Regions from separate parts of the Homo sapiens genome. Here all the other regions are linked to region 3. Evidence: chromatin contacts called from ENCODE Hi-C or POLR2A ChIA-PET data. All regions are on one chromosome and are shown on one strand. The core of a region is the stretch at or near the end of the contact, and the rest is flanking DNA. Distances in the headings are between cores, read along the strand shown. Region 1 has its middle 22 kb from the start of RPUSD4. Region 2 holds the start of ESAM-AS1 (ESAM antisense RNA 1). Region 3 holds the start of STT3A-AS1 (STT3A antisense RNA 1). Region 4 holds the start of NRGN (neurogranin).

The links. A loop is a pair of places that touch in the nucleus more often than their neighbours do. ChIA-PET counts read pairs that join two places held with the same protein, here RNA polymerase II (POLR2A). Pooled maps may share reads with other maps.
Region 1: a loop to region 3 is called in a pooled map, with 4 times the contacts of the local background. The contact joins the enhancer-like site here to the promoter of STT3A-AS1 in region 3. A Hi-C loop is called at or near these places in 2 of 37 single-sample maps with no recorded cell type and 4 of 50 pooled maps. POLR2A ChIA-PET finds 5 or more read pairs at or near these places in 1 of 52 experiments (GM10248).
Region 2: a pooled map shows a loop between it and region 3 (5-fold over the local background). The contact joins the promoter of ESAM-AS1 here to the promoter of STT3A-AS1 in region 3. A Hi-C loop is called at or near these places in 2 of 168 maps with a recorded cell type or tissue (PC-9 and naive thymus-derived CD4-positive, alpha-beta T cell), 1 of 37 single-sample maps with no recorded cell type and 11 of 50 pooled maps. POLR2A ChIA-PET finds 5 or more read pairs at or near these places in 1 of 52 experiments (CD4-positive, alpha-beta T cell).
Region 4: a map of naive thymus-derived CD4-positive, alpha-beta T cell shows a loop between it and region 3 (4-fold over the local background). The contact joins the promoter of NRGN here to the promoter of STT3A-AS1 in region 3. A Hi-C loop is called at or near these places in 2 of 168 maps with a recorded cell type or tissue (PC-9 and naive thymus-derived CD4-positive, alpha-beta T cell), 2 of 37 single-sample maps with no recorded cell type and 8 of 50 pooled maps. POLR2A ChIA-PET finds 5 or more read pairs at or near these places in 1 of 52 experiments (CD4-positive, alpha-beta T cell).

What each region holds. Positions count from the first base shown.
Region 1 is chr11:126,187,172-126,191,524 of GRCh38, reverse strand. No RefSeq gene overlaps it. Among named protein-coding and RNA genes, the nearest start is that of RPUSD4, 22 kb to the left of the region's middle. Within about 2 kb of position 2,829, at least 2 of the 41 ENCODE cell types and tissues checked have a DNase peak (open chromatin) inside an H3K27ac peak, as active enhancers do.
Region 2 is chr11:124,756,443-124,760,539 of GRCh38, reverse strand. ESAM-AS1 (ESAM antisense RNA 1) reads right to left here and starts at 1,406. Exons shown (of 2, transcript NR_120577.1): 1 at 1,127-1,406. ESAM (endothelial cell adhesion molecule) reads left to right here. Exons shown (of 7, transcript NM_138961.3): 2 at 2,013-2,191; 3 at 3,798-3,999. RefSeq lists enhancers at 590-659, 2,153-2,312.
Region 3 is chr11:125,590,399-125,594,247 of GRCh38, reverse strand. STT3A-AS1 (STT3A antisense RNA 1) reads left to right here and starts at 1,680. Exons shown (of 4, transcript NR_132372.1): 1 at 1,680-1,830. It overlaps STT3A (STT3 oligosaccharyltransferase complex catalytic subunit A), which reads right to left and starts at 1,396. Exons shown (of 18, transcript NM_152713.5): 1 at 1,330-1,396. RefSeq lists enhancers at 1,530-2,124, 2,242-2,411.
Region 4 is chr11:124,737,983-124,742,096 of GRCh38, reverse strand. It overlaps NRGN (neurogranin), which reads right to left and starts at 2,155. Exons shown (of 4, transcript NM_006176.3): 1 at 1,998-2,155. The coding sequence starts at 2,012. RefSeq lists silencers at 2,017-2,336, 2,397-2,456.

The DNA.
Region 1 (4,353 bases), core at 1,580-4,079, 600 kb before region 3:
ATCCCAGGCAGTGACTGGTCACACTGCAGCTTGCCATAACAAAATATCACAGTTTGCTGGGGCTACCGTAACGAAATATCACAGCCTGGGTGGCTTAGACAATAGAAATTCATTTGCTCATGGTTCTGGAGGCTGGAAGTCCAAGATCCAGGTGTTGGCAGGCTTGGTTTCTCTGGAGGCCTCTCTGTTGCTGATGGCTGCCTTCTCTGTGTGCGCTCACACAGCTTCTCCTCGGTGTGGGCCTGTGATCTGATTGCCTCTTCTTACAGGGACACTGGTCAGAGTGGGTGAGGGCACGTCCTCGAGGCTCCATTTCAATGGACTCACCCCCTTAAAGGCTTATCTCCAAGGGTCGTCACATTCTGAGGTACTGGGGTTGAGTCTTCAACACAGGAATTTGGGAGAGACAGTCAGCCCATAGCACACACCAGCCACTGCTGGGGAAGGTGGTCACAGCAGCAGAGGCTGGCTTCTATCGGACACTTGCCGCGAGCCAGGCACGGTGCTGGGGCTGTGCCGTGTGAGCTCATTGAATCCCGCAGTGCTTCCACGAAGGAGATATTTCAGAGATGAGGAAATCAGCTTGGGCAGACTGCCTGAGGGCATGCACCTGGAAAGCCAGGAAACAGGCCTGGACGCACGGACTTACCCACGGTACTATGTTGCTGCCCGATTAGATTTCTAGCACTTTCTCTAGAGGAGGAGGGTCATGCGGTTACGCTCTTTGGGGCCATTAGTCTGTTTTTCTAGAGTCCTAATGGGAATGAAGAACAGCCCTAACTCTGCTATTCTGACTGCAGTTTGGGGGAGAACTAGGAAAGGAAAAGCAGAAAAAGGGGGTCAGTTCCTCCACACTGCATATGGAGAAGGGCATTCCAAGCTGAATTAGTGGCTTTGACTCCGGAGAGGGCAGGCCATGCCCAAGTGGTTGTTAGAACCTCAGGAGCACATGTGAGGAGCCCCCAGGCTAGCTTAGGAGATGGCCTTGGAAATGGGAGGGGGCACAGTTGTTTCCCAAACTGGGCGGGACTTGGGGAACCCCCATCTGGGATTGTCCACCATGGATGTGAAGACCAAGGGCTCAGGGAGTGAAGGTCATGGCAGATACCCCCAGCCAAGGTGGCTGGCCTGGGAGTGGGAAGATGCCAGGAGAACACAGCATGGCCAGCAGCTCCCTGGGGCTGTCTGACAGCTCCTGAAGGGCCTCGGGTTCCACACGGAGTGTGGGGTGGTTTGAAGGTGTTGGCATGAAGCCAGTGCTCCTTGGTTCCTGGTGTGGGGGCCAGAAGCTCAGAATACTGGGGCTAAGGGAACCCCCTACATCTGACATCAATTCTTTTCCCTGTCCCCAAATGGGGGCTGGAGTGGGGAAGGGTTGAGGTTGTCATGTCCAAAGCTCTTTCCTTCTCATCCTCCTAAGCACCCAGCATCACTCATCCCTGGACAATTTAGCTGCCATCAGCACCTGCTGTTTGATGCAGAAAGAGGGGAAGGGGAGGTCAGAGGAGGGAGGAGAGCAGAGGGGACACCAGAGGCTTTGTTCCCAGGTGCCCACCTCCTAGGGAGGGAGGGGTGGGGGTCAGTGGCAGCCCCATGCCCTATCTGGCAGGCAATCCTGTGTCTGAGTTTGGGAATTAAGCTGTCCTCGCCTCTCCAGCATGAATGAGGCCTGGGGGACTGTGACAAGAGCTGTCAGTGCTGGTATCCTGTGCCAGTAATCGCTCAAAAGGCCAGGCAGCTCAGGACGCCTGGGAAAGATGGGATGGAGAGGGCAGGGTCCAGGGCCTGCTGGGGAGGGGCCAGACAGGAACACAGACACCTTTGTGTGCACCTGATCAGTGCCAGCCACTGGCTGCTTCCTGTCGGAGGGGCTTTGTCCCTGTCCTGTCTCCCATGCCTGGACTTTAGGCAACTCTGGGCCTAGGGCCACATCCAACCACACTGTGTTCTGTCCCCAGCGCTTGCTCGGGGCCAGGCTCCGAGCTTCCCCTGAAAGCTTGTCCTGGAGGGGATCGAACTTCAAGGCGAGGCAGGTGACGGTGAATGTCTTGACGGCCCTCAGCAGATGGGGCTTTTACTGAGGTTGAGTTTCTTTCTGGCAAGAAGTTTTGGGGACCAGGGTTCTAGGCCGTGGGCCCCAGCCCAGCTCATTCCAAAACCATTAGGCCAGGTAACCGCAGCAGCACAGTGGGGCCAGGTGACAGCTGGAGCAGCTGCAGACAGCCTCAGTCCCCAGCGTGCTGACATGTTAGAAGTACACGTCACTATCTCAGCAGTCAGCCGCCACATCTGGAACTGCTCTCGGCCTCCTCTAATTGCCTCATTATTTTCCGAGGAAAAGCGCCCCCGTCCCCAGCTCTCCGTTGCTGTCCCTTCCCTCTGGCCTGTCCCGAAATCCACCTGAATGAGCCCCAGACCAGGGTTTGGGATTCTATGGGGGAGGGGAGGGCATCTCTCCAACTTGCAGGCCCTAGAAAAGAGAGAAACCACACATGGACCTGGCTTTGTCCCTGGTGCCCGGAACGCAGGGTCCTTGAAGAATTCAGGTGGATCCCTTGGAACACGCAAGACTCTGACCCCTCTTCCTGTCAGCAAGTGTCTGTCGTGCACAACATTGTCTGAAACTAGGGAGAGGGCAAGGAAGCAGAAGATACAGTTTCTGCACACAGTGCACCTGCCATCTAGGTGGAAAGACAAAAAGGAAGTGGAGAACCAGTCAGGCGAGGTGTGGCTTATAATCCTGACCGCATCTCATTTGTCCACCCATCACCTAGGGGCCCGGGCTGTGTGTTGGCCGTAGTGGGTGTCGAGATGCAGCTGTAGCCCTGTCCTGGAGCACCTGACATGTTTCAGAGAGATTGCAGGAGAGGCACCCAGGCATCCGGAGATCACTAGCAAAATGCCGATGCAGCCTGGGTGGGGAGGGGGCCTTCCTGGGGACCTGAGAGCTTTCAGGAGGAGAGAAGGGAGGGGCATTCCAGAGGAAGGAGTGCTGTGGTTTCTAGATGTGTCTGCAAGCAGTGTGGTGTGTTACTGCAGTGTAGAGCTTGTGGCAGGGAGCGACATGGCTGGAGAAGTAGCAAACTTGGGGAGCTTGGATCCTGACCCATAGGGGAGGGGAGCACGAGACGGCAGAGGTCAGAAAGCCCAGGGAGGGGGAGGTAGGTAGCACAGAGCTGTTGCGGAGTCAGGGCCGTGGCACACCTGGAGGCCTGCGCCGTCCTGATAATCCTCTCAGCCGGTGACTAAAGGAGCCCTCCAAGCAGCAGACAAGTTACCCCTCAACATCAAGACACCCAGAAACTCCCCGGCTTCAGCTCTCCCTGGGTCTCAGGTCACCACTTAGCCCAGCTGTGTCCGGTGCAGACCTGGAAGGAGTGTGGGAGGATCTGTTTGGCTGGTGGGTCTTAGGGTCCTTCTTTTTTTTTTTTCTTGAGATGGAGTCTCGCTCTGTCACCAGGCTGGGGTGCAGTGATGTGATCTCAGCTCACTGCAGTCTCCACCTCCCGGGTTCAAGCAATTCTCCTGCCTCAGCCTCCCGAGTAGCTGGGACTACAGGTGCGTACCACCACGCCTGACTAATTTTTGTATTTTTAGTGGAGACGGGGTTTCACCATGTTGGTCAGGATGGTCTCAATCTCCTGACCTCGTGATCTGCCCACCTCAGCCTCCCAAAGTGCTGGGATTACAAGTGTGAGCCACCCTGCCACCCTACCCAGCCCTTAGGGTCCTTCTTGTACTTGTTGGGGGCTCCTTGTTCCTGGAAGCCCACGGTCTCCCCCACCTGCCCAAGGTGGGCCCTGGGTGGGCCACTCTCAGGCCCAGCGACCCGGCTGGCCTGTCCTGGGAGTCTTTGCAGCCGGAACCTCAGAAAGGATGGGGAAAGCTTGGAGCTGCATGTAGGGTTCCAGCTGGAAAAATTGGAGGGGAAGGCACACTCCATCCTGCCCCCAGCATCAACTGAGGCCAAGAATTCTCCTAACAGGGCCTGGCTCCAAAAGATGACAGGCCGCCCATCATCTGCCGGCCTCTGTTGTGGTCCCTGGCACAGTCTCTGTCCCTGTCTGACTCTCAGTGTTTATACATATTCATCCCTCTGTGCCCCAGCATGTGGTCCCTGGTTAGTGCCTTCCCCTTCTGTTAAGATTGCACTCTCGTCCCCTCGCACCTGCCTCGCTCCCTGCCTCTCATTTTCTGTCTCTTATTTTCTCTCTCCAGTCTCTCCTTCTGTGTTAATGTCCCTTCTCTCCTCTGGGTGGCAGCTTCGGCGCCATCCTCTCTTCAGCCTCCTTTTCACTGGGGAGAGCCCCTCTTAGGGGAGGCCCAGCAGCGGCCCCATGATGCAGGGGTGCT
Region 2 (4,097 bases), core at 157-2,656, 830 kb after region 3:
CTCCGGCTCAGTAGGCTCCTCGGCGGCTCAGTGCTGCTGCCCCTGGGGCGTGAGAAGCCCGCGGGGGGAGTTTCTCAGAGAAAGAGGGAGACTAAAAATAGCCCCGGGGAGCGGGCCCATTTCGCTCTCCTTCGGCCCCTGCCGGCTCCCTCACTCTGGCCTCGGAGAGGGCTGTGGGCCGGAAGGGTCCCTTTCTTGGGCTGTCCCAGTGTCCTTCGATCAGACCCAACCAGACTCCTTTTCTCTCCCAGTGGCTCCGTGGACCCTGGGACCGAAAAAAACGGACCAGTTGGTGACTTCCGAGCCAGCAGACACCCAGGAGGGAGAGCAGAAAAGCCTCAGGCCCTCTTCTGTTCCTAGTTTCTGACAGGGCGAAGGGCAAGGAGCATGTGCCCAGACCCCAGTGTGTCCGTTACTATCTCTTTTAACTCTCCTCTACCTTCTGGAAAGTGGAATTATAAATGTGGGACCTGGGGAGGTCGCTGGTGGTCCACAAGGTGAAGGAAGGGCGCGCCCCTTCTGGGCCCCAGGCAGTTTCCCGGCGGAAACCCTTTCTGGCCGCCGGGTGTGTGTCGTAGAAAGGCTGGGGGAGAGCCGGCAGCACCTGCAGGCTCCAGGCGTGCCCGGCCTCAGCGGAATGGCCAGCGGGCCGGGTCCCCAGGGGGCGTCCAGCTCCTTGAGGCGGGGATTGTTTCCTCCCGTAGAGCCTCCGGTCTAGTGGCCCCCCCTTCATTGTCTTCTGCCTTATCACTGGGTACAAATTTCCTGCCCAGACCACAGAGATCCTCCAGGAAATGGGAAGGGGGATGCTGCGAAGGCCAAGTAACAGAGGTGGGGGTTCTGTACGGCGCAGCCGGGAAGCGGTGGGGGAGGCTTGCATCCTGGCCGGATCGGCTCCCAGCCCTTAGAGGCCTTCAGCCTGGCTCTCCTAGGGCGAGGGTGGAGAGCGGGGCCTGGCTGCGGCCTCTTCCCGCGGCGTTGGCCGCCTGCTCGCCACGCGGAGGTGGCGTCTTCCGCTCCGAGGCAGAGGGCCGAGGCCTGGAGGGAGTAGGGCCCGGGACTGGAGCGGCGATCATCCTCAGGCCTGGCCGTGTGCAAGCCCAAGGTTATTCCCCAAAGGGCTTACCAGTTGGCTGCTCTGTTGCCTCCCCGAAGGGCAAAGGATGAGTATTTCTGGACGCCGTGGTGCAAACGATGGCCCCCTCCTTGAAACCAACACCCCGGTCCACCCCCTGAGCGCCGGACACACTCAGGGGAGGCTTCATACTTGTCTAGAGACCGTCGTTCGCGCTGCCCTTAATTCCTTGCCACCCGAGAGTTCTCTGCCCAGATCGCCCGAACCCCAGAAGGGCTCCGAGGAGCTTTCTGGGTTTCAACCCTCCGTTTTCCGAGGGAAGCCCGCCTCTGAGATTGCGCGGGAGGGCGGGGAGCATCGCATTCACTGGGTCAGGCTTGGGCGCTGGGCTGCTCTGCTCTCTCCAGCTCCTGGCAAGCTCAGAAGGAGCCGCAGGGTTAATAGGTAACCAGACGGCCTCCCAAACCCCTCCGCCCTTTGAGAACTCGGGAGTGAGGGACCCTGGCGGCCCGGAGCAGCATCCCTACTCTCCCTCAGGAAAACTAGGGAAGCAAGTGGGCTACGTGGCGCGTACGACAGAAACAGTCGGTCCACCCTTTCTTCTCATATCTTCCCCTCCTCGCTGGAAATCTGCCCCCTCTCTTTGATGCTCAGAAATCTGCGCCTCTGGATACGAATAAATGCATATAAATGTGTCCCCATCCCCGCTACAACTGCAGAGGCTGGCGGTGGAGAGAAGTCGTGATGAAATGGGAAGCAGGACACTGAGCCAGTGGTCCCTGGGCACCCCTTGAGGCCTCCAGGGGCCGGACCCCGCAAGGTTCCTCTTTCCAGTTAAAGCGACTTTCCTCGCTCTCTGGTGAAGCCGCGTAGGGCAGGGTCCGCGGGCGGAGCTGGGAGCCGGTCCTGGGCACTCACGCCTCGCTCTTGTCTCCAGCGCCCCCCTCGCGGGCCCAGCTGCAACTGCACTTGCCCGCCAACCGGTTGCAGGCGGTGGAGGGAGGGGAAGTGGTGCTTCCAGCGTGGTACACCTTGCACGGGGAGGTGTCTTCATCCCAGCCATGGGAGGTGCCCTTTGTGATGTGGTTCTTCAAACAGAAAGAAAAGGAGGATCAGGTGAGGGAAGAACGCCTGTCAGCCAGCGGCAAGTTGCGCCCAGAGGGGGTTGTAAGCAAAGAGCTGGTAGCGGTGGGAGGGGTGGAGAGGGAATGGGGGCCGGGGAAGGAGTTTCAGGGAAAAGCAGAAGTCTTCACCAGTTCAGTTTTTGTTCTGATATTGGAGACTTCCCAAACAATTATCTTTTGCCGGCTTTCCCTAAAAATCCAGCACACAAAATACTGTAAAAGTGTGAGAGGCATTTTACTTGGTTATGAGGGAGGAGAGGAGGAGGGGAAGAATGGAAGTTGAGGACTGGGAAACGCTTAGGGGAAGTAACACACACGACTTATAAAAGTTAGCATATTTCTGGCCTGACTCAGTGACTCATACCTGTAATCCCAGCACTTTGGGAGGCCGAGGTGGGCACATCACTTGAGGCCAAGAGTTCGAGAGCAGCCTGGCCAATATGGTGAAACCCCCGTCTCTGCTAAAAACACAAAAATTAGTCGGACATGGTGGCACCCGCCTGTAATCCCAGCTACTTGGGAGGCTGAGGCAAGAGAATTGCTTGAATCCACAAGGTGGAGGTTGCAGTGAGCCAAAATCCAGCCACTGCACTTCAGCCTGGGCGACGGAGTAAGACTCTGTCTCAAAAAAAAAAAAAAAAAAAAAAGTTAGCATATTTCTGTTTTCACATTCTCTGCTTTGAATACTGTCAAGTCACAGGCCACTTCTCTTCCCAAATGATTCTCATCTGTCACCTTGCCCCCCTGTATACCACCTTGAGAGCCAAGGGGCCATCTCCTCCCACAATCTCCCACCCATCTGTTTTGACACCGGGCTTACATCCAAATACAGATTTACCCCAGAAGAGAATGAAACAATGTTCAGAACCCCTGAAAACTGTGTTCAAGGAAGTCAGCTGGATTTTTTTGAGACAGGGGTCTTACTCTTGTTGCCCAGGCTGGAATGCAATGGTGCAGTCTTCGCTCACTACAGCCTCTACCGCTCCTGCTCAAGTAATCCTTCCACCTCAGCCCCCTGAGTAGCTGGGACTACAAGCACACGCCACCATGCCAGGCTAATTTTTGTATTTTTTGTAGAGACTGTGTTTCACCGTATTGCCCAGGCTGGTCTTGAACTCTTGGACTCAAGCAATCCACCTGCCTCAGCCTCCCAAAGTGCTCACAGGCATGAGGCAACGTGCCCAGCCTCATTTGATACTTTTAAAATACATTTTTAATATTTTTTTCCTCCAAGATGCCTTCCCCATTGTGTAAGTTTCAGGTCTTACAAACCTGGATCCACCCCAGCAGTCTGAGTTGCATATATACATACCTCCTATTTACATGTCCCTCCTCCCACTATTATGTCACCTTTCTAAACACCGCAATTGGGAGATGAGACAATGCGCAGGAACGAAGAACTGTTCTGGTGAAGAGGACCCAGGGGCAGTGAGAGGGGGCTAGGGACAAAAGGTGAATGGGGAGCTGGTTCAGGTTAGAAGAATGGGTGCATGTGAGGGGCATTTGGAGAATGCGAGCTGGGGGAGGGAGAGTGGCTGAGCCTGTAGGCACAGTAGACACATGTAGTAATGACGGGGATGTGTTATGCCCCACACCAGGTGTTGTCCTACATCAATGGGGTCACAACAAGCAAACCTGGAGTATCCTTGGTCTACTCCATGCCCTCCCGGAACCTGTCCCTGCGGCTGGAGGGTCTCCAGGAGAAAGACTCTGGCCCCTACAGCTGCTCCGTGAATGTGCAAGACAAACAAGGCAAATCTAGGGGCCACAGCATCAAAACCTTAGAACTCAATGTACTGGGTGAGTGAGAAGCAGATTTCCGGACCCCTCCCCACCTGCACTGGGAGGTCTGGTGAGTCTCTCTCCTAAATGACAAAAGTTGGAGGAGGAACAAATGA
Region 3 (3,849 bases), core at 431-2,930:
AAAGGATATGCAACACCATTCAAGATGTTTTGCTTTTATTCTTTTTGACTGACACATAATTGTACATATTTATGGAGTACAGTGTGACATTTTGGTACATGTATATAATGTGTAATGATCAAGTCGGGAAATAATTAGTAGATTCATCACCTTATTTTTTTTGTCTTAGGAATATTCAAAATCCACTCTTCTAGCTATCTGAAAATATACAACAAATTGTGTATTTTTGTTGTTAATTATACTCCTAATAATAGTTATCCTATAGAACACTAGAATTTATTCCTATCTAGTTGTACTTGTGTATCCCTTAACAAACGTTTGTCTATCCTCCTCCATGAATCTTTTTTCCCACTATTATTGGAATAAAGGAGAAAAACAAAACAACAACAACACTGGACTAGGTGGAAGGCATATAGAATGCTAGCCCCAACACTGAGAAGTCAAGCATGTTCTCCATAATTAACTGTCCCAGAAGAGCAGTTTAGAAATGTGTTTAAGTATAGTCCCAAAGGGAAAGCTTACTTTGCAACTAAAAATAAAGGCCTAACTACTCCAGGAGGTCAACAATCCAGCCATATCTCTCAGGGTTTGCAGCTGTTTTCTGGAATGCCTGAAATAGGAACAAACTTAACACCACTGCGTTGATACGAGCCACACACCAAAATGAGACTGCTAGGATCTCTACTTGAAAACTTGAGTAAACGAGCTAGTCATTGAGGGCAGGGCCGTAAGGGAGATTTCATCTCGTGCTCTTTGGTCACTTTCGCACACCGCCAAGCAAATAAGAGCAAAGACACCTTTCTTAAAACACTTACCAACCTGCTCTCCTCAACTGTGCCCTGCAAGCTGTGGCATCTCCTGCCACCCTGCCTCTAGTTTCCCAGACTGCAATTTCCCCAGCCCCGTTTTCCTACACACGTTTCCACACCCTCTCACGATCTTTTACTCTCTTCTCCCTTCCGGTCGTTCCAGCGGGTCCCACCTCCCTCTTCTTCCCACCCTCAAAGAACTGACCACCTCTGATACCCCTCAGCGCGGGACACTCATCACCCCAGCATCCTACGCGCCTTCCCCTCCATAACTAGTCCCAGGACCCAGTCTTTCCCACGCTCTGTTCTCAAGACCCACCTTACCCTCCCTCCCTAGACCTTCGCATCCTTCCATCCAGGAAGCCCCCACACCACGCCCCACGCCCCCTCCTCTGCAAGGCCCTAAGCTCTGCTCTCCACCCCCATTTAGAGTTTTGCCTCCTGCACTTCGTTCAGCCCCATCAACGCCATGGACTGCACCTGCCGCTGATTTTCAAGTTACGTTCTACGGCCTTCTCACCTGGCCGGCTTTCCTAAACGATCCGCGGGGCTCCCTCAGCCATCCGTTCAGCGGCGCACCCAACCCTGGCAGGAGCCGGGTCCGCCTCCCGGACCGCTCCCCCGTTGGCTGGCTCCAGGCCAATAGGACGCTTCTGGAGAGCGATAGGGTCTCGGAACTGTCTGTCAAATCCGGAGGCGTAAACCGGGCCGCGATTCAAGTTTTTAATTGGTCATTACAGCTATCACTTAGCAGTCTAGAGGCAGGTCTGTATGCTCCCGCCGAGCTGTCATAGGCCGGCGCGTAGGAGTCAAGAGCGCGGAAAGAACGTGCCCCAAGCAGTTTGGTTGAGGGCCGAGGAGTGACGTGTCGGTTTGCGGACCCACGGGGAGTCGCAGTGGGAAGGCGCGGCCCACTGACTCCCGTCATGTGACAAGAAGCGGAAACTACGCTGAAATAGGCCCTTGCTCCAAGTCCCAGTAACTCGGAATGCGGAGCCGCTCGTCTCCCGTCTTTTTTAAGGTAGAAATTGTTACCTAATACAAGGTGAAAGGAGAGGAGGGAAGCATTTTCTACCTATTTATTCTCAATTAAAACTCAAACGCGGACTGGTCCAGACAGTTCGTCTTTTGCAGGATGTGCCTGATAGTTGACTCGAGCTTTTACTGTGCCTTGGTAACTGCGATGGACCTGGGAACCTTGACAGAGTTCACAGCCCCTGGTTTTGTGAAAGAGCGTGCCTAGGCCTAAAGGGGTTGTCGGGGCTAAGCTGGAAGCATTTCTACTGCCAGCTGAGACAGCCACCGCCGCGGAGGCACAGCCCTCCCCAGCAGCAAGCGGGCTTCCTCGGGAGACCGGGAGGCAGCCCGGCCATGCTTAGTCAGTTCAGCCCTTTGTTAAAATACCGGCCAGAGAGCCGCTCTCCCTATCCTAACTTGCCTCTCTTCTCTCGCACCCCACGCGCTCCCCGACCCCCAATAAGTTTGCTGAGGGCAGAGAAGGGGACGAAGTTTGAGCAGCAATTCCATCATCTCAGACTCGCACGTGTACACCTTTATCCTCAGGCACTTCCACTCCCTGCGCGCCTCGGTGAGCCAAGGCTACACCAGAGAGAGTGGGAACGTCTCGCAGCTCTTCGAACTTGTTGCCTCTACCACTCACGCAGTTTCCTATTCTCCCATGAACGGAACCCACCACTTATTGAAAGGTCATTATTTAAATCACTGCTTCAGAATCACATGCATTTTTTTCAAAATCCACATGACCAGGCTCGCCCCAGGACGTTATGATTCAATAGATCTGCTTTTTTTTGGTTTTGTTTTTAGTAGTAAGTGTTCGATGTAATTTTACTTTAACAAAAGGAAACTGAAGCTGAGCCTGAAGGAATTACAGAACTTGGAGTAAATGCTTCTTCAAAATACGAGTTTTGGTCGGGCGCGGTGGCTCACCCCTGTAATCCCAGCACTTTGGGAGGCCAAGGCGGGCGGATCACGAGGTCAGGAGGTAGAGACCATCCTGGCCAACATGGTGAAACCCGTCTCTACTAAAAATAGAAAAATTAGCTGGGCGTGGTGGCGCGTGCCTGTAATCCCAGCTACTCGGGAGGCTGACACAGAATCACTTGAACCAGGGAGTCGGAGGTTGCAGTGAGCCGAGATCGTGCCACTGCACTCCAGCCTGGCGACAGAGCTGGACTCCGTCTCAAAAAGAAGTTTTTTCTCTTTAAAAATAAAAAAGCGGGGAGGGGGGCATTAAAATTAGAAAGATTGTGTTCAAGTTTCTTTTGTTTTTTTTTAAGTATTAACCTAAGAATATTAAGGCCGGTCGCGGTGGCTCACGCCTGTAATCCCAGCACTTTGGGAGGCCGAGGCGGGTGAATCACCTGAGGTCAGGAGTTTGAGAACAGCCTCACCAACATGGTGAAACCCCATCTCTACTAAAAATACAAAAATTAGCTGGGCTTGGTGTCAGGATCCTGTAATCCCAGCTACTTGGGAGGCTGAGGCAGGAGAATCGCTTAAACCCAGGAGTTGGAGGTTGCAGTGAGCCAAGATCGCGCCATTGCACTTCAGTCTGGGCAGCAAGAGCGAAACTCCGTCTCAAAAAAAGAAAAAGAATATTAAGATGTTAGAGTTTTTATTAATTTTTTTCAAAGTAGGCCAGGCGCGATGGTGGGCTCCTGTAATCTCAGCTACTCAGGAGGCTGAGGCAGTAGAATTGCTTCAACCCAGGAGGCAGAGGTTGCAGTGAGCTGAGATCACGCCATTGCACTCCAGCCTGGACAACGGAGCAAGACTCTCCCACCAAAAAAAAAAAAAAAAGTATTAAACATGTTTCTTAGAATACATTTAAGCTTCCAAGTGATCAAATTAAGTAAACCTTTTCACAAGTCAAAATGTACTATTAAAAAACAAAGTTTGGGGCCGGGTGCAGTGGCTCACGCCTGTAATCCCAGCATTTTGGGAGGCCGAGGCGGGCGGATCATGAGGTCAGGAGTTCGAGACCAGCCTGACCAACATGGCGAAACCCCCGTCTCTACTA
Region 4 (4,114 bases), core at 906-3,405, 850 kb after region 3:
CTCTCTTGCTCAGCCCTTTAGCCCTGCAGACCTAGGACAGGGCATGACTTGGGAAGGCTCCTGTGCACAGGGTGCACTGGAGGAGGTGCCCCAGGCCCTGGGCCATGGAGATAATTGTGTATCTGCTTCTCTTTTACCTTTTGGGTGGGTAGCCTCTCCTTTTTTAAGGGACACTGACTTCAACCATGTCTACTAATCCCTCAGTATGGCTCCCTGGGCACTCAAGAGCAACAGTTCCAGGCAGGGACCCCCACATCCTACTCTAATTACTACTGCAGACACAGAGGAGACCAATTCCATTCCTTCCCTGGCCTCTTGGATTCTTTGTTTACTCACCTCTTTCCAGTGACCACGTCTCCCACTTCCCCTTCCCCAGCAATACTCCCCTGTCATCCTCACCTCTCCCCTCCCCCCAGCTCATTTCCCAGAACCCACCATCCATTTATCTTCTCTACTTTATACAACACTGCTGGGAGGAAGGGCTCTTCCTCAGTGGAGCCCAGGAACCTCCATGAGGAGCCCATTTCTCCCTTCACAACCAAAAAATTGCTTCCTGTAGAATAACAAGCAGAGGGAAAAGGCTGGAAGGAGATATGTTATCGGGGTGTTCTCCAGGGGGTGGGACTGTAGGTGACTGACATGTTTGTTTTTCATACTTTTCTCTAGGTTTTACGTTTTCTATTATGAGCAGATTACTTTTATAATCAGTAAATATTTAGAGGAGAGGTTAAACCACAGCTCTTCGAAGAAGACAGGGCTATGTTTGAATCCTGCCTCCACAGTTAGGAGTCATGCTTCCTTGGAAAAATCTAACTTTCTAAACCTCAGTTGGCACATCTGTGAAATAATACCTACTTCACAGGGTTGTTGCTATGATTAAATATAAAGTGCTGGCTACAGGGCAGGCATTCACAAACTGGCAACTATTACTTAAACTAATAAGAGTTAAAATCGCAACCACCACCACTTGCCCCTAAGTGTTCTCTGCCTCTTGGTACCCAGACATGGGAAAGTCTCACCTATTATAGAACTGGGCTATCCTTCCCTTCCAAAGCCCACTTTTTTTTTCTTTACTATGCCATAAGGTGGCAAAGTCAGTAACCTCGTGTATCATTAGCTGGTTGACTGAATGACTGAAAATACAAGGACTTTGGAATAGTCTTTCTCCAAGTGCAGAGGCAAAAAATAAATAAGCAAACAAATAAATTTCATATACGTATGATCACTGTACTCTTCCAGTGAGGCAGGAGCCAGGGCCTATGCCAGGCGCTTTCATACCGAGTCACCTTTACAGCAAACCCCTCGGGCGCTGGGCACTTGCAGTACCCAGGTTTCCGCGTGGGCGCTGACAAATTGCAGACACTTCCTTTCCTCGCCAGCAGGGCTCTCTCGCGGTCACTTCACCCAGCCCCTTCCGAGCGAGAAGGCCTTGGGGGCCGGGACAACCCCTCCCCAGAACCACCCTGACTAGGCTCTTTGCAGCCAGCATCACTACCGAGCTAACCAATATGGACCAGCCTGCGCTGCACAGGGCGCTTAGGCGATCGTTGGAGGGTCATGAGGATCAGCCTGTCCGCCCACCGACGGCGGCGCAGTGGGATGGGGAACGGGGTGGGGGCCGAAAGACGGGAGGAAGGAGTCGCTGCAGTGTCTCCAGGCGATGGTTGCCAGCGTCTCACTGGGGAGGAAGTTCCTCCTGTCATCCAACCCGCAGTTCCCCTCTTGCAGAGCCCTGCCGAGCTCCCAGTCCAGCCTAGGCTGTCTAACGGATGGGCGCTCAGACGCCCCCGCGAGTTGAGGAGCATTTTTCCTAGGGCTTCCAAGTCGGGCGGGCGCCTTCCACCATCCACCACCCACGTCTCGGCAAGGACCCCTTTTCTTTCTGCTCCTAGGTCTTCCGCATCCACTTCCATCCCTCTCTCGCCCTCCAGGGCTTTCTCAGGCGCCTCTCGCAGCGGACCCCGCCAAGTGCCCCTCCCCCGGGCCCTCTAACTTACGGTGCAGCAGTCCATGCTGGTGTCGGGGGGTCCTCTGCGGGGACGAAGGCTGGCGCAGGGCGGGGGTGGGGTCTGTGTGGTGCCGGGTGGGGGCTCTGGGGCAGTCGGCCGCCAGCCGACCCGCGCCGAAACAGCAGCTCTGCTCTCGGGTCCGGTCTCCCGCGCTCGGCTCCGCTCGCGAATGTAACCTGAGCCCCGCGGCCGGGAAGCCAATCAGGAGCAGCCTCCGGCAGGGTGGGCGGGGAGAAGTGGAGGGAGGGCCACGCCCTCTCGCGGCTCTCTGCGCCGCGCTCCCGCTCCTGCCCCAGCCCCTCCGCCTACACGCTTGTATCCAAGCCTCCTACACACTCCATCCTCCCGGGCGCAATCCCCTGGCTTGCTAGGCGGCAGACTGCCAGGCAGATGTACGCCGGAGTAGGCAGAAGGAGGCCCCCGACACCCCGAGCACAAACACCCACATCTGGGCACAGCACCTACTCCCGCTCAGAGAAAACCACGCACCCCTCACCCATCCCTCCATACTTCCACAACCTAGCAGGAGTCCCAAATATGGCTCCCTTTCACTTCACTCCCCCTCAGTCCGCAAAGAAAGGCTCCCTAACGGGCGGTAAAAAGGTCTCATCATCACTCCTGCTACAGACGGAGAAACCTGTTGGTACAACCTGGCGATGGGCATGCGTCCACACAAAAGCTCACAAGCCCCACATGTCCACATATGATTTTCCCAGGCCTTCTTCCAGCATACAGACACTGCAGATACAACCTGCAAAAATAACTACGCAGCCCTTCAGTTGCAGGTAAATGCGGACACCCTGTTGCGGGCGCCCGCGCGCTCACGCACGCACACGGACAGTCACCCAACTCAAGCTGTCGGCATGACGTATCTATTATCGATCTGTCTACATGAGCTGCAACAAACAACATCATATATGCACAACACCTATTTTGTATGTATTTATATATGGGCACAGACTTGGAAGAAGTATCCTCCTCCCTTTCATACCAGACTCTGCCTAACCTTTTGATCTGCTGCCTCAGAATAAGACAAAAGCTGGCCATCCTCGCCCTTGCTCCTGAGAAGAAGAAAAATACCCTAAACCCAAGTGTAGAGAATTCGAAGTAATTGGCTCTTGGGTCCATGATGAGGCAGGATGTGGGCTTCGTGAGAGGCTGGGAAGGGGAGCTATGGAAAGAGCATCTGGGAGGGACAGACTGCCACTGTTGTGGTCGTCAGCCTCCCCCAACTCGGCAGGGTACAAAAGCTGGCAGTGTGGCTTGTTATGTGGGTAGGGTAGGCCTTCTCTGAGAAAACTAGAAAGTCTTCTCAGCTAAGGTCCCAGAGAAGGGAAGGAGGAAAGGATGGCTCCTGCTGGGAGCAAAGGTGGGAAATGCCCTGTGGCTCTGGTTGGGACAGCAGATCCTGAGACAGCTCTGCTGTGCATCCCCAGTCCCTGGCCATGACCAGGGACCACGTGGCGGTGACATGCTTCCTTTCCACCTAGATGTTTGGGCCCGAGGCTCTGCTTGCCAAAGGAAAAATGAGTGGGAGAGAAATGCCTGAGTCCATTCAGGGTGGGGATAAGGTTAGCCAGCTTGGGGTCCCAGGCTGAGCTGGATGCTGGCCGGGATTCCAGGGCTTGGGGTGTAGGGGTGTCTCTCCCAGCATGTTTGGGACCCACCCACTTTTGTAAAAAAAAATCTGTTCCCCAATCTGTCTCTGGCACATCTTTCATCTCCCCACCTCCTCCAAGTGGCCAGATGTCCTGGGAACTCAGGCCCTTGCCTAAATGACACGCACATCTGTGGCCTTCTGTTGTGCCAATTCCTGCTGGACTTCAACTCCAGAATCCAGAGAGGAGAGGAAAGGGGGAAATTGGGGGACAGAGTGGATACCAGGCCTAGACTCTGTGCTTTTCTCTTCCCAAATTAGAGCTGAGGAATTCGGGATTTGGTGAGTTTGCAGTCAAGTCTCCCAAGTTGCTAGGCAACATCCCTCTGCAGACTGCGCTGCCTCTGGGCCCTTCTTCCTGCTGGTCAGAACTGAAGGGGGGGTATCTTTACAACACCCCCCCCACCAACTCCCACACAGGCAGCACAGCCCTTCCCTCTTCCTGAAG